Linked DNA regions of Homo sapiens: region 2 is linked to region 1. Evidence: chromatin contacts called from ENCODE Hi-C data. All regions are on one chromosome and are shown on one strand. Each heading gives the region's core, a stretch centred on a gene start or an enhancer-like site at or near the end of the contact. The rest is flanking DNA. Distances are from core to core; before and after follow the strand shown. Region 1 holds the start of CALCOCO1 (calcium binding and coiled-coil domain 1). Region 2 holds the start of PA2G4 (proliferation-associated 2G4).

What was found. Hi-C counts contacts between places; a loop is a spot of excess contacts on that map. Pooled maps may share reads with other maps.
Region 2: a pooled map shows a loop between it and region 1 (10-fold over the local background). The contact joins the promoter of PA2G4 here to the promoter of CALCOCO1 in region 1. A Hi-C loop is called at or near these places in 6 of 50 pooled maps.

What each region holds. Positions count from the first base shown.
Region 1 is chr12:53,723,387-53,730,907 of GRCh38, forward strand. CALCOCO1 (calcium binding and coiled-coil domain 1) reads right to left here and starts at 4,066. Exons shown (of 15, transcript NM_020898.3): 1 at 4,018-4,066; 2 at 1,701-1,880; 3 at 1,259-1,361; 4 at 207-397. The coding sequence starts at 1,856. LOC105369774 (a long non-coding RNA gene) reads left to right here and starts at 3,193. Exons shown (of 3, transcript XR_944973.3): 1 at 3,193-3,263; 2 at 6,550-6,696. RefSeq lists enhancers at 1,642-2,841, 4,159-4,218.
Region 2 is chr12:56,103,265-56,110,182 of GRCh38, forward strand. It overlaps PA2G4 (proliferation-associated 2G4), which reads left to right and starts at 1,295. Exons shown (of 13, transcript NM_006191.3): 1 at 1,295-1,561; 2 at 3,324-3,452; 3 at 3,726-3,831; 4 at 3,923-3,992; 5 at 4,257-4,349; 6 at 5,966-6,029; 7 at 6,593-6,671. The coding sequence starts at 1,474. ERBB3 (erb-b2 receptor tyrosine kinase 3) reads left to right here. Exons shown (of 28, transcript NM_001982.4): 28 at 1-241. LOC105369782 (a long non-coding RNA gene) reads right to left here and starts at 1,155. Exons shown (of 2, transcript XR_944995.4): 1 at 1,024-1,155; 2 at 550-654. RefSeq lists enhancers at 990-1,339, 1,350-1,569.

The sequences.
Region 1 (7,521 bases), core at 2,816-5,315:
GCCTGTGGGTGGTCTCCTTTCCTGCCTTACATGTTCGTGTATGTCTATGTTAGACTGAGACTCTCCTGGAGGCAGGACTTTGTCTAACTTTCAACGAGGTCTTTAGTTGGCGCCACAGATGAGGGGAGGGTAAGGTGGGAAGGGTCCTCTTGCAATGCTGTCTCCCACTCCCTTGTCTGGGAATAACTCTGTTGCTCTTTTCTCACCTGTAACACAGTTGCCTTGGGGACAACCAGCAGGATGTCAGAGCCCCCATCAGCCTCCTCCAGGGTCACCAGTTCATCCATGGGCCTTGGCTCTCGGAACTGGAAAGGGGGGCTCTGCCCACACACCTGGCCCTGGCGGTTCACATATCGGAACTGGTAGAGCTGAGCTCCTGGTTTGGGCAGGTAGCTGGCTGTGGGAAGAAGAATGGACCCAGGACCCCAATAATCCACTGTCCTTGGCCCCAGCCCCTTGCTCGGTGTTCCATATACTGTTTCTTCTCTTCTCCACCTCCCACAGGCCATACTCTTCTCCCTCCTTTCTGCCTGTCCCTCTCCTTCCTTTCTTTCCCAAACCCACTGCCCCTCTATCATAATCATAATAATGCTAGTTACCATGTAGTGAGTGCGTACCATGTACCAGACACTGTGGTAACACTTTTTATTTTATTTTATCTTGAGACAGAGTCTTGCTCCATCGCCCAGGCTGGAGTGCAGTGGCGCGATCTTGGCTTGTTGCAACCTCTGCCTCCCGGGTTCAAGAGATTCTCCTGCCTCAGCCTTGTGAGTAGCTGGGACTACAGGCATGCACCACCACGCCTGGCCTGCAGCTTTCATTTTAAATCCTCGTAATGTCCCTATAAGCCAGGCATCCCCTTTTACTGTTAAGATAACCGACACAGGGAGGTTATGTAATTTGCCCAAGGCCAAACAGCTTGTAAGTGTTAGAGGTGAGATTTGAACCCAGGTCTTTCCCTCTTCTCACCACATAATTCTACCTTTCCCTCTTCCTTACTCCCCCATTTTTCCTTCTTTGGGTAGGACAGGGGACTAGATGCCCTCTGAAGTTCCTTCTGTTTCTATGTCCCTGATTCTGCGATAATCCCGTGATTCTCTATCCGCTGAGCGCTGTTGGATATATTCTCATTATATTTATTTTCGTTTATTTTTCCTTGTCCTTTGTGCCTAACTTTTAATGTTTCTGAGCCCACTACCTTCTTTCAAACCTCCACTCCCTTGGCTCCTCTCTCCCAATTTTCCATCTTCCCTTGTACCTTGGAACTGGACACTGGTGTGAATGGGGGAACCATCAGTTGTACTTTCAGGCACGGAAGACCACACAAATGTGTGGTAATCCCGAACACAGGCAGCCTCCACCTGTGAAAGCCCAAGGTTGGAGAAAGGTATGGTCATGGAACTACCTTCTATGGATGGAAGAAAGGGCTGAGGGGTTGAATAAGGGGGGCAGGATGGAGCTACAGTGGCAACAATGACAAGAGAAAGGGAAAGTGGAGGGACACTAATGTGTCAGTAAAGAACAAGGCTAAGATGGAGAAAATATGTGCTTTGGTTATACAGGCGGCCTCTGTCATCTGTGACATCTTTCTCTCTTCTTCTCTATCAACCTGAGGTTGAGAATCCAAGAGCCCAATCATTCCCCTTATTCCAACCAACTCACAGCCCATAAACCTAAGCCAAAAGGGGTTCCAGAGATACCTTGAAGATGCCAATCCAGTCACTGGCACTGGGCATGGTGCCTGGGGGAAGGGTGTAGTGACATTCCACCTTGGTGTTGGGGATGTAGGTCCGGGCTACATTGAGAAAGTTGACTCCACCACGGGATGGTGCCCGGCTTAGTGGTGATTCTTCCATCCTGGCCTTGAGATATCTGTCCTCCTATGAAAGAAAGGGTTGATAGCCTAAAGTCTTTCCAGTCCACCTCCTTCCCCCCACAGCTCCAGCACCACACACTCACAGCCCCTGCCACTACACCTGGAGATAAGGCATACCTGGTTTCTAGTCCCTGAGGGTTACGGGACATTTTTGAGGTATCACTCTTAGTCTCTAGGACGTAGGTCTGGCCTTCCAAGTCCGTCCCCATCCTGTCTCACACTGTACCCGCTCTGGCTCATAGACCCTTCTGAGGGTTCAGACTTCTCTAATTTTGCTCCCAAAAGGACACTGACGGGGACAGAGCCTGGGATACTGCGACTTGGTCGACAGCCTCCATTTCTCCATCCCATCTCCCACACATCCTGGCTCTTGAATACAAAATCCAACTGAGGTGTGGGGCCCTCTCATTGAGAGAGGTGTCCTTACCTACTCCTAAGCTTGTTGACCCAGCTGTATCCAGGAATGAGTTATGACATCAGAAAGCAGCAACTAATCTCTGAAAGGAATGGTTGAGTTTTCAGAGCTAGAATATGGCTGGGGGTCGAGGGGAACTGAGCCCAAATCCTTAGGCTCCTGAGCTCTCAGCTCTTTTCATCTCTCTGAGCTGCCTACCCCCATGAATTCTAGGGAAGCAGAAAGCTTCTGCTGGCATCCAAGAGACAAAGGGAAGGGGAGGATATAAGGAAAGACAGGTTCTGTCCCTTGACTTATTATTCCAGGAAGTCAAGAATTCTGGAGGCGGCAACTTCAAGGGTGGAGTGAGGCGCTTAGCAGGAACGTGGTGGGGGTGGGGAGATGGAATGTGGGGGCCTGGAGCCAGGAAAGCCCCACCCCAGGGCAGGGAACAGACTAGAAAGTGGGAAGTAAGGGGCCCCAAGAAGTGGAAATGTATATTTAACGTTGAGGAAAGGGGAGATAGTTCAAAAAGAACCTAACATTCTTCTCTCCAGACTGTGCCTGCAGCAGGACTAGAAACCTACTGGTTTCACTTTAGTATTTCTCTCCTCATTTTCTCTCTGCTCCCCTCAGCCTCCATCCTTCCATCTGTTTGTATTGGTAGCTGGAGACACACTACAGGATGGGGTTGAGAGGAAGGGGTGTTCCAAGTTAGCTGGGGAGAGTTAATTGGAAAATATGAGGGTGGGGTGAGGACAGATAACAATAATAACGATCAAAAGAACTCCTCAGTCCAGGGCTGTGAGATGGCCCTCTTATTCATCACTCCTTTCCAGCCCACTAATCTATTTCCTGTGTCACTCACAGCTGACATGTCCAACCAGCCATTGTCACTAGTCATATGCACGCCCCCAAACATCACAAACCCACACCAGGCTGAAGTCCAGGGGACAGGAACTTTAAAAGAAAACAGAAACTCAGTGGATAAAGGTGAGCCAGCAACACAAAAAGGAGCAACTTCTGTCCCCCAAATAGGTAGAACAAAAAGTTTTTTTTAATGTTCATCTCCCTGAAAAATTCCTGGTTGAAACTAATCCATGTTTTCTCCAAATGCAATTCTTCCAGCTTTCTAAGGGTGGGGGTAAATTGTCCCCAAAGATATACCTGGAGAACCCTAAAATACACCCCACAAAGAAAATCCGTAACAGCTGTAAACGTTCTTCATGTCCGAAAGAAAGTTTTGGGCACCTAAGATGTAGGTGTGTAGCCTGATTCAGATGTTCACATGATGGGGCGGAGAGCGGGTGTCCCATCCCCTACTCTGTAGGGCTCTAGAGTTCCTTGACATTCTACACCTTGGAAGGTCCCCCTTCCTCCCCAGGGATTCAGCGTCGTAAAGGCCTTTGGATTTGCGTAGGGGAGAGAGGGAAGACGTGTAGGGGACACGTCTTGCCTGGGAGCGAATAAGCAGATTTCAGCTCCCTTGAAGGGATCAGCTTTATAGAGACGCATTGAGAAGAAGGAGAGGACGACGAGGGGGCGCCCCCCACCCCCAATCAGAGTCCCCTTGAAACCAAGAACTCCCCAAACAGCGGGGGTGGCTTCTCCAGTACGGAAAGGGTTACAACCCAAACGCTCCTGTATTCCCCTTCGACAGTTCCCTTACGTTATCCTTCCCCAAACTGGAAAGTGGGGTGACCCTCCCCTCCCATAAGATCGCCCCCAATTAGGCCAAGTTTCTTACCCAACAGACGGATCAGCTGTTCCCCTCACCTTTCACCAACAACAAAAACAGCACTCCGACTTCTGGAGGGGAGGGAGAAGAGTGGGCGCGAGGGCTTCTGGGGTTTGTGGTTCTTCTGCGCCCTTTTGCCGCTGCGTGCTCGGATCTAGGACTATACATCCCAGAAGGCTGCGCGCAAGGAGGGCGGGGAAGAGGGCGTCCGTGACGGCGGCCTCACCGCGGCATCCTGGGAGGCGTAGTTCTCACTCCTATGACAGAAAACGAGGGTGTGGCCAGCAAAGGACTTCAAGGCCCATGATCCCTTAGGAGGGGGCCGGCTGCATTAGGGGTGGCTGCTGGTTTGTAACGTGCGTTGTTGGGGGCTGGGGAGGATTTACGGCTCTAAAGCCTTCCATATAACGCTTTAACGGTGGGCAGAGCGGTTTCTGTTGCGTCCCGTCCTGTACTTTTCGCACCCACCTGTGAGATAGGCGTTAAGCGTTATGCACGCTTTATAGATGTAGAAAGTGAAGTACGGTTAAGGAGGCGGTGTGAAGTGTCAAAGCTATGAAATGTAGAACTGCATTAGCCTTGGCTAATTCCACGTCATATATTCTTGCCACTACACCACAGCTACCCACCATTTTGGGGATGGGAAACTGATAGCTGGGGTATAGCAGTTTCTTCTTTACTTCAATCTCAGGGACAGACCTTGTAAGAATGATGTCTTCTGCACAGCTGACCATTTTTTTCCAACTTGAGGATTTCAGTGCTAAGGGGCCTGACCATATCCACATCTGGACTGGGCTCCCCCAGAGTGGCTTCTGGGTCTAGGAAGAGGATACAATTGACTGAGGTGGTGGTAGGAGCGGTGGAATGAGAAGAATGAAATTGAAAAGGGAGCTTGGCATAATTCAGGACCTGTCACAATTCACAAACAAGCCACTTATGGGGCCTGTTTGCCCAAGCCTTTTAAGTGGCTTAAATTAATTAGGATAACAATACATGTTGACGTTCCGGTTTTTATTTAGGAGAGGTGAAAGATTGACACGTCTCCCACACCCCAAGTCACGTTATAGACTTGGGCATCCTGTCCCCCCTCTCGCTATTCTCCATCCCTGTAGTCGGAGGCATTCAGAATTACCTCTTTCTCTGGCTCTGCATTAAAGGATTACAGTCTTAAGGATTGATTTCCTCTTCCTAGGTGCCTGCTTTAATTCTCTACTGCACTAAGTTATGGAGCTTCTGCCTTTTCCAAGTTTTTTGGTAGTGTTTTGCTTTTATGACTGAATGCGGTGTCTGCCCTCAGTGTCTTTCATCTGAAGATCTCCAGGCACTTAAAAATTAGTTACTGGGCTGCACAAACATTAAGGTGATGTGTCTGTGTCATTAGTCAGGATTTATGAGTTAGGGAACCAGTTTCTGGATGAGGAGGTAGCTCAAGGTCTGGAGTGGGTTAAGAGTGAGGTCTGTTCAAGGACCCAAGTCTCAAGAGTTCTTGGCTCTTGTCTTCCGCCCAAAATAAAGGTCTACGAGAAAACAGTCTCGGAGCTAAAAATGGTAACAACTTCCATTTCTTGGGTGCTTATGATCTGTTCAAACTATGCTAAGAATTTTCCCATTTAATACAACAGGCTTATGTAATACGCCTTGTTATTATCCCCATTTTACACATGATGAGATTGAGGCACAATTAATGACTTGCCTGGAGTCATCCAGCTAGTGAGTGGCAGAATCAAGATTTAAGCACAAGCAGTCACCATACTCCCAGTCCAGAAACTCTGGCATGTGATACTAACTCCCATTGTTCTAAGGAACAGTGCTGGTTCATTAACAGGAGACAAATGTTCACTGAGCATTTATGTGCTCAGTGCAAGGCACAAAGTAATGTGAAACAGATTCATTCAACAAATATGTGGCAGGTACTATGCTAGGTATTCAGTTACTTTTATTGAAAGAATGAATAGTAAATATTCATTATTTTAAAATAATATATGTAATTCATTATTTTAAAATAATAAATGTAATTCATTATTTTAATTATAGTCATTACTTTCAAATATTCAAGTATTTGAAGGATAGATTAAATTTGGATAGTTTGGCAAGATGGGGACTGGGGAGGGTAAGCTTCTTCTAGGCCAAAGCAAAGATTTGGAGGTGGGAATGGATAATGAGCCTAGAGTCACATAATAGCACATCAATTTCAACCTTTATTTATGTATTTAGGCAAACTCAGATTATTGGTAATGTCTGCCTGAAATGTTGTGTTGAGGATTCTGAGGAAAGAGTGCTGGGTAGTAATGTCTGCCATGTACTCCAGATGGAAAATGGCAGTTGTAGTGGATGGACTAATTGTTTGAAATTATTTCCTCTCTCATTCCTGCCCACTGCCATGTGACTTGCAGTATCTCCTGTAGAAGGAATAGATGTCTCATGTCATTGACTTTGGGCTTTGTCATGTTTCATAATTTGGCTGATGGGATGTGAACAGATGTGACTCATGCCATGTTTGAACACATGAGTTTCCACTTTCTTGTTCTTCTCTGCCACTAGAATGGGAATAATCCACATGAGAGTTGCTCCTTCTGCCTGGGCCTGGGAATGAGAAGACCTGTGGAGCTGAGCTACTGCTTACCCACAACCTGCATATACATAAATCAGAAGCCAGCACTGGTTGTTGTGAGTCGCTTAGATTTTGGGGTAGGTTGTGATTGCAGCAAAGCTGAATAAAAGCTACAGTTGGAGGCCAGGCGTGGTAGCTTGCTCCTGTAATCCCAGCACTTTGGGAGGCCAAGGTGGGCGGATCACTTGAGGTCAGGAGTTCAAGACCAGCCTGGCCAACTGGTGAAACCCCATCTCTACCAAAAATACAAAAATTAGCCAGGTATGGTGGCGCGTGCCTGTAATCCCGGCTACTTGGGAGGCTGAGGCAGGAGAATCGCTTGAACCCAGGAGGCAGAGGTTGCAGTGAGCCAGAATGGTACCACTGTTCTCCAGCCTGGGCAACAGAGTGACACTCTGTCTCAAAAAACAAAACAAACAACAACAACAACAACAACAACAACAAAAAGAAGCTACAGTTGGATAATTGGATAATGGAAGATAAAATTGGAAAGACAGACTTAAGCCAGAGTATAGAGAGTTTTGAATGTCAAGTGAGCCAGAGCCTATGTGTTTATCAGAACCTGTTTCTTTCTTTTTCTTGGACACACAGCTGTACCACATTTTTTTATTTTTTTATTTTTATTTTTTATTTTTTTATTTTTTTGAGACGGAGTCTTGCTCTGTCGCCCAGGCTGGAGTGCAGTGGCGCCATCTCAGCTCACTGCAAGCTCCGCCTCCCAGGTTCATGCCGTTCTCCTGCCTCAGCCTCCCAAGTAGCTGAGACTACAGGTGCCCGTCACCACACCTGGCTAATTTTTTTGTATTTTTGGTAGAGACGGGGTTTCACCGTGTTAGCCAGGATGGTCTCGATCTCCTGACCTCGTGATCCGCCCGCTTCGGCCTCCCAAAGTGCTGGGATTA
Region 2 (6,918 bases), core at 45-2,544, 2.4 Mb after region 1:
CGTAAATGATCTTCACTCCTTATCCGAGGGCAAATTCACAAGGATCCCCAAGATCCACTTTTAGAAGCCATTCTCATCCAGCAGTGAGAAGCTTCCAGGTAGGACAGAAAAAAGATCCAGCTTCAGCTGCACACCTCTGTCCCCTTGGATGGGGAACTAAGGGAAAACGTCTGTTGTATCACTGAAGTTTTTTGTTTTGTTTTTATACGTGTCTGAATAAAAATGCCAAAGTTTTTTTTCAGCTTCCTGTCTGTCAAATGAAGACATTTCGTATGTTAGATAAGAGATCTGCTCCTCAGCAGTGGATACTCACCTTTCTGTGTTCTGACAGTGCTACTCTGTCCCATGCAGCTTTCTCTAGTCCTACTATTACTTCTATTTCTTTAGAACAACCATAGCGCATAGTCCTTTTCATTAAGGGTTTTAGTAGGAATCTACAAGGCAACCAATTGGGAATAACAAAAAGAACCTACGTGCTTTAGGACTTATAAAAAGCCCTATAAGCCCTCCTTCAGAGGCCAAACACTGAAACCTCCAGATGCTTCTGAATTCATTATCTTAGAAAAGTCATCAAATCTTTTTATTTTTTCACGGTAAGAACTCTCAACAAACATGTCTTTCTGAACACTTCCCTTAGGTGCTCCATCCAGGTGCCTGTTATTGGAACAATAAAGTCATGTTACTTCATTAGGAGTCCGGCCTCTAGATTGCGAGGCCTTTAAATGGATGATCCCTCCGGTGTCTGGCTGCCCAGTTAGCCCCCGTTACCAGCACCCTTGGTCTTCTTCCACCTGTCTGCCCCTCCCTGTTCTCCCAGCTTCGGAGGACGACTGGACCGGCTGGGCGGGTTTCGCCAGCCGACCCAGGGATCCGAAGAAGGGCGCACCCAGCCTCCCCGACCTAGGTGTAGACACTGCCCACCCGCTGCGGCTCCACTCTACTCCACCCCTGCCCGCTCGACTTTAAACCTATTTCCCCGCCGTAGCTCCGCCCCTCTCCCCTCAGCCCGCCCCTCTCTGTTACTGGCTCTCGCTCAGCGTTCTCGGTGGAAGTGGTTTTTCCGGGAGAGACCACGCTTCCCCTCAAGCTCCCCAACGGCTCCGCCTTCCCGCCGGAGCCTGACCCTTCCCAGAGTGCCCGGCGATTCCGGCGTGCGAGGCCCTTGGAGGGCAAGGCCCCAGGGCCTGGCTTAGGAGCGCGAGAGGCAGGCTGGGAATTGTAGTTCGAAGGCCCTCGAGAGCGGCTAGAGTCTGGCGGCCGAGAGGACTAGTTGTCCCAGCGTGCCCTGCGCCTCAGCCCGCGCGCTCGCAGCTTCTCGCTCTCGCCTGCCTGCCCGCTCCCTTGCTTGCTCGCGCTTTCGCTCGCCCTCTCCTCGAGGATCGAGGGGACTCTGACCACAGCCTGTGGCTGGGAAGGGAGACAGAGGCGGCGGCGGCTCAGGGGAAACGAGGCTGCAGTGGTGGTAGTAGGAAGATGTCGGGCGAGGACGAGCAACAGGAGCAAACTATCGCTGAGGACCTGGTCGTGACCAAGTATAAGATGGGGGGCGACATCGCCAACAGTGAGTGCGGCCTCGGGGGTCGGGGAATCAAGGCTGATAGGGAAAGGTAACAGGCTGGCCCGGAAGGGGCTGGAGCGGAGGGGTCATGCGGACTGAGCTACTGAGGGGCCCGCACCGGTCCGCTGGGCACGGCGTGGTGGGAAGACCCGGTGTCGCGCCTGGGACCTGAGCGGGCAGGCCCAGGCTGAAGTCTATGGAGGTGCGGGTCGGCGACCAGGATGAGCGCAGAGAGGGGACCCTGGCAGGCTCCGACCCGAGGCCGTTTGTTAGGAGGCAAGACGTGTTTTCTCTTGTTCCTATCCTTCATTCCCGATTATTGCTTCCTCTGATTCTGGCAGCGGCGAGGCCACCTCGAAAAGGAAGCGCCCAGCTATTGGCGACAGAAGTGCCCCTCTGTTTTTGTAGCGTCTCCGGGGCGTCAGGAGCCAAGCCGGCACGTGTTGCTGGGTCCCATTGCGGATGGCTGGCCCCCTTCTTACTCCGCTAGTGTCCCTGACACCAGCTTCCCCACCACCAGCTTCCCCACCACGTGCTTTGCTGGAGCCTTTCCTTCTTTACTTCAGCTCTTACCCTGGTGGGGGCCCCCTTCTACCTTGGGCCAGCTAAGGAGACCGTTGGAGAGCACTCCTGGAGCTTCTAATGCAAGTCTTGGAGATATATATGGCTTTTCTTGAAGTTACTCATTACTACCACCTTTCCAATCTGTGCAGATAGTCTTAGTTAGCATTCACATTTGTTGTTCTCAGTGACTTGACAACTCAAATGTTTTGGGGTCTCCGTCTTATCCCAACTAGGCAAGCTTGTGAACATTACTGGAAAAGGGAGGACTGATTTTAGGATTTTCACAAGTCATCCTTACTCCAGGTGTGCTCTGACGATCTCAGCAGTTGCCTGTCACTCTAGGCAGATGCCACTTTCTCTTTTCTCTCTTTCCAGTTAGCCTTTCCATTTTATTCCAGTTAGGGAGATACAAACTGCTTGTCATTGTGCTTTTAAATGGTTTTAACAGCAAAGATGGTGGGGAACAGGTATTTAGGATGCCTCCCGTCCTGTGGGTGAAAATCTGAGTTTTACCAGCTTTCAAAGAATCACCAAAACTGAGATACCAAAAGTCAAACCTGTGCTTTATATCACAGTGGACATTTAGTATCGTACCCTGGTTTTTGGTGCCTTTTAGTATTTGAGATACTAGTGGTTTGAATCAGAAAATCTCTTACAGTTTATAACTTTGGCCTCATATTTCTTTTAGATAAGCCATGATCCCCCGAAATGAAACCCAGGGACCTTAGATTAAGTTTCCTTGGCTTATGCACTTGTTTATGAGGAAATAAGTCTATATAGATTGAGATTCCTAACACCTAATTAGAGTGTCTGAGAAAGGAATGCGGTAACATTTAACAGTGCATCGGCTTCGAGTCAGCAATTCTGTCTACCTTCTTGTCCCTGATGCCTATAAATTTCATCTAGTCTTTGCGTGTATGTGGGGATACCATGGCAAGAACCCTCTGAAGTTCATAACTCTGTCCTGTCACACCAAAGGTAGCATCTTTGGAAAGTCTGAGGCCTTGCCTAGGGAGATGGATTGTATATACCCAGTTGTCACATAATGTAAGGAAGAGAAGGGAATGTTGACCTTTCAGCCTCAGGGCAATGGCACCAGGGAGTATTATGGAAACTCTTAAATTCAACTTCCAGGTATTCCTTGGGTGGTAACTAGACAATGAATACATACAAGGCTGACATGATGGGATTCTGTCCTCAGGGGTACTTCGGTCCTTGGTGGAAGCATCTAGCTCAGGTGTGTCGGTACTGAGCCTGTGTGAGAAAGGTGATGCCATGATTATGGAAGAAACAGGGAAAATCTTCAAGAAAGAAAAGGAAATGAAGAAAGGTAAAAAAAAAAAATCCCTCACTAATTTTCCGTTTGACCCTTATTTGGTCCTATATGTTTTTATTTTTTTCACTGTAATGACGCAGTCCCCACCCCAGCTCTGGCTGAGGTATTTGGAAATTTGGAATGGCAAGTGGGATACAAGCAGTTTCCTACCTAATCCAAACTGATGAAACTTAAGCAAGACCCTGAAAAAATCCTTCTACATTTCTGAAGGGCACTAGGGCTCCCGGGAGACAGCAAGGCAGTAGGCTGATGATTCTTTCTTTACAGGTATTGCTTTTCCCACCAGCATTTCGGTAAATAACTGTGTATGTCACTTCTCCCCTTTGAAGAGCGACCAGGATTATATTCTCAAGGAAGGTGACTTGGTAAAAATGTAAGGTTAAACCGTTTTAAAGCATTTTTCTTTTTTTAAAGCATTTACAAAATGCCAGTTCCTAATGCAGTACTCTGATCTTGCCTTTCAGTGACCTTGGGGTCCATGTGGATGGCTTCATCGCTAATGTAGCTCACACTTTTGTGGTTGATGTAGCTCAGGTAGGTGGCCTGCTTTTGATCTCTGTTTAGCCTTGGGGTAGAGGGAATGCACTGCCATTTGCTTCTTATCCCCACCCCCAATCACCACGTAAGTTGAGAGAGTCTCTAGAGAAGCAAAAGGAGAAAGGTTTTTGTTGTTGTTGTTGTTTTTACCCTCCTGTTCATTGGCTGGTCTTCGCATATGGGCTCACAGATATTAACCAGATAGCCAGCTGAGTTAACAGACTTTCCAGGAAGATACTGATTGCATGTCCTTATCTACAGGGGACCCAAGTAACAGGGAGGAAAGCAGATGTTATTAAGGCAGCTCACCTTTGTGCTGAAGCTGCCCTACGCCTGGTCAAACCTGGAAATCAGGTAAGCTATTTTATCCAATTCCAAAGCTCGTTTGAACCAAAGATGCATTAGGCACCTATAGCTACTCTATATGAAACTACCAACCTCCCCTACAGACCCCTTATAAAACAGCTTTTTAAAATTAGCTATATTTAGCTGGGCACAGTGACTCACATCTGTAATCCCATCACTTTGGGGGGCCAAGGTAGGAGGATAGCTTGAGGCTGGGAGTTCAAGACCAGCCTGGGAAACATGGTGAAACCCCATTTCTACAAAAAATACAAAAATTAGCTGGGCGTGGTAACATGTGCCTGTATTCCCAGCTTCCAGGGAGGCTGAGGTGGGAGAATCACCTGAGCCTGGGAGATTGAGGCTGTGCTGAGCTATGATCATGCCACTGCACTCCAGCCTGGGCAACAATGAAACCCTGTCTCACAAAAGAAAAAGGAAAAATAAGCATTTGCTGTCCCCACAAAACAGATTAGAATGCCAGGTAAAAAAGGATAAACACTGGACTTAATATTATAGGCATGTGGTGGCACATGCCTGTAATCCCAGCACTTTGGGAGGCCAAGGTGGGAGGATTGCTTGAACCCAGGCATTTGAGACCAGCTTGGGAAACATAGCGAGACCCGTCTACAAAAAGAAAAAAGAAAACCCAGGTTTATGACCAAGTTCTTTCACTTAACACTCATTTAACCTGGGGCAAATCATTTAACCTGAGACTCAGTTTCCTTGTCTTCTAGATTGGGATATACATCTGCCCTGTTCACATGCAAAATTTATTGAGTTAGACCATCTTTGTGAAAGCACTGGGTAAAATGATATGCAGTTACAGCTGGTCCTCAGCTTGATGCTACATTCAGTAGAAGCTATACTTTGAGTACCCATACAACCATTCTGTTTTTCATTTTCCATATAGTATTTAGTAAATTACATGAGATATTCAACACTAATATAAAATAGGCATGTGTTAGATAATTCTGCCCAACTGTAGGATAATGTTTTTTAAGTGCTCTGAGCACATTTAACATAGGCTAGGCTGTGATGTTAGGTAGGTTAGGGGTATTAAATGCATTTTTGACTTAGTGATATTTTCAACTTATGAGTTTTTTGGAGATGTAACCCCATTGCAAGTTGGGGAGCATCTGTATAAAGTATTTTTAGATTGTAGGGATAATCAAGCTATGAAATGAAAAACCAGTGAATGACAATCATTGGGGCTTGATGGAGGATATTAGAACGCTCAGTTCTGCCAGGTGCAATGGCTCATGCCTGTAATCCCAGCACTTTGGGAGGCTGAGGTGGGCAGATCACGAGGTCAGGAGATCGAGACCATCCTGGCCAACATGGTGAAACCCCGTCTCTTCTAAAAATACAAAAATTAGCTGGGCGTGGTGTTGCGTGCCTGTAATCCCAGCTACTCAGGAGGCTGAGGCAGGAGAATAGCTTGAACCCGGGAGGCAGAGATTGCAGTGAGCCAAGATCACGCCACTGCACTCCAGCCTGGTGACAAAGCCAGACTCCATCTCAAAAAAAAAAAAAAAAACGCTCAGTTCTTTTATGCTTCTTATTCTCATTGTAGAGAACTTATTAGCTCCTGATATCTCACCTTTCATTTGATGTTGTACTTCTAGAACACACAAGTGACAGAAGCCTGGAACAAAGTTGCCCACTCATTTAACTGCACGCCAATAGAAGGTGAGAACAGATAACAGGGTTGAGGGTCTAAGAATGAGTGGCTTTGCCAGGTGCGGTGGCTCACGCCTGTAATCCCAGAACTTTGGGAGGCTGAGGTGGGCGGATCACCTGAGGTCAGGAGTTTGAGACTAGCCTGGCCAACATGGTGAAACCCCGTCTCTACTAAAAATATAAAAATTAGCTGGGCGTGGTGGTGGGTGCCTGTAATCCCAGCTACTTGGGAGGCTAAGGCGAGATAATCGCTTGAACCCGGGAGGAGGAGGTTGCAGTGAGCCAAGATTGCGCCACTGCACTCCAGTCTGGGCAATAAGAGCGAAACTCCATCTCCTCCATCTCAAAAAAAAAAAAAAAAAGAATGAGTGGCTTTGCAGAATTGAGGCTTTTGCTCCCTTGAAGATCTATCCTGGCTATAACCCAGTCTAAGCCAGAAATCTCAGAGCCCTGTGTTTCCATAACCAGGTAGTTGTCTCACTGCCTACCACTTCAAACTACTGAAGTGGGTGGATTTGGAAACCTTTTGGGATACTGGATAGCTTGTTCCATAGGTTGTGTACTATCTACAGGTATGCTGTCACACCAGTTGAAGCAGCATGTCATCGATGGAGAAAAAACCATTATCCAGAATCCCACAGACCAGCAGAAGTAGGTGCCAACCCTACTTATTACCTTCTACCACACAAGACTAGTCATCAGGTTTTTTTCTATACTCCCAACTGAATCTTGTCCGCCCTCTACTCCATGTTTTCAGGAGTGACCTGTTGCTCTTAATATTCCCTTTCTCTAGGCCGGGCGCGGTGGCTCACGCCTGTAATCCCAGCACTTTGGGAGGCTGAGGCGGGTGGATCACCTGAGGTCACGAGTTCAGAACCAGCCTAACCAACATGGCGAA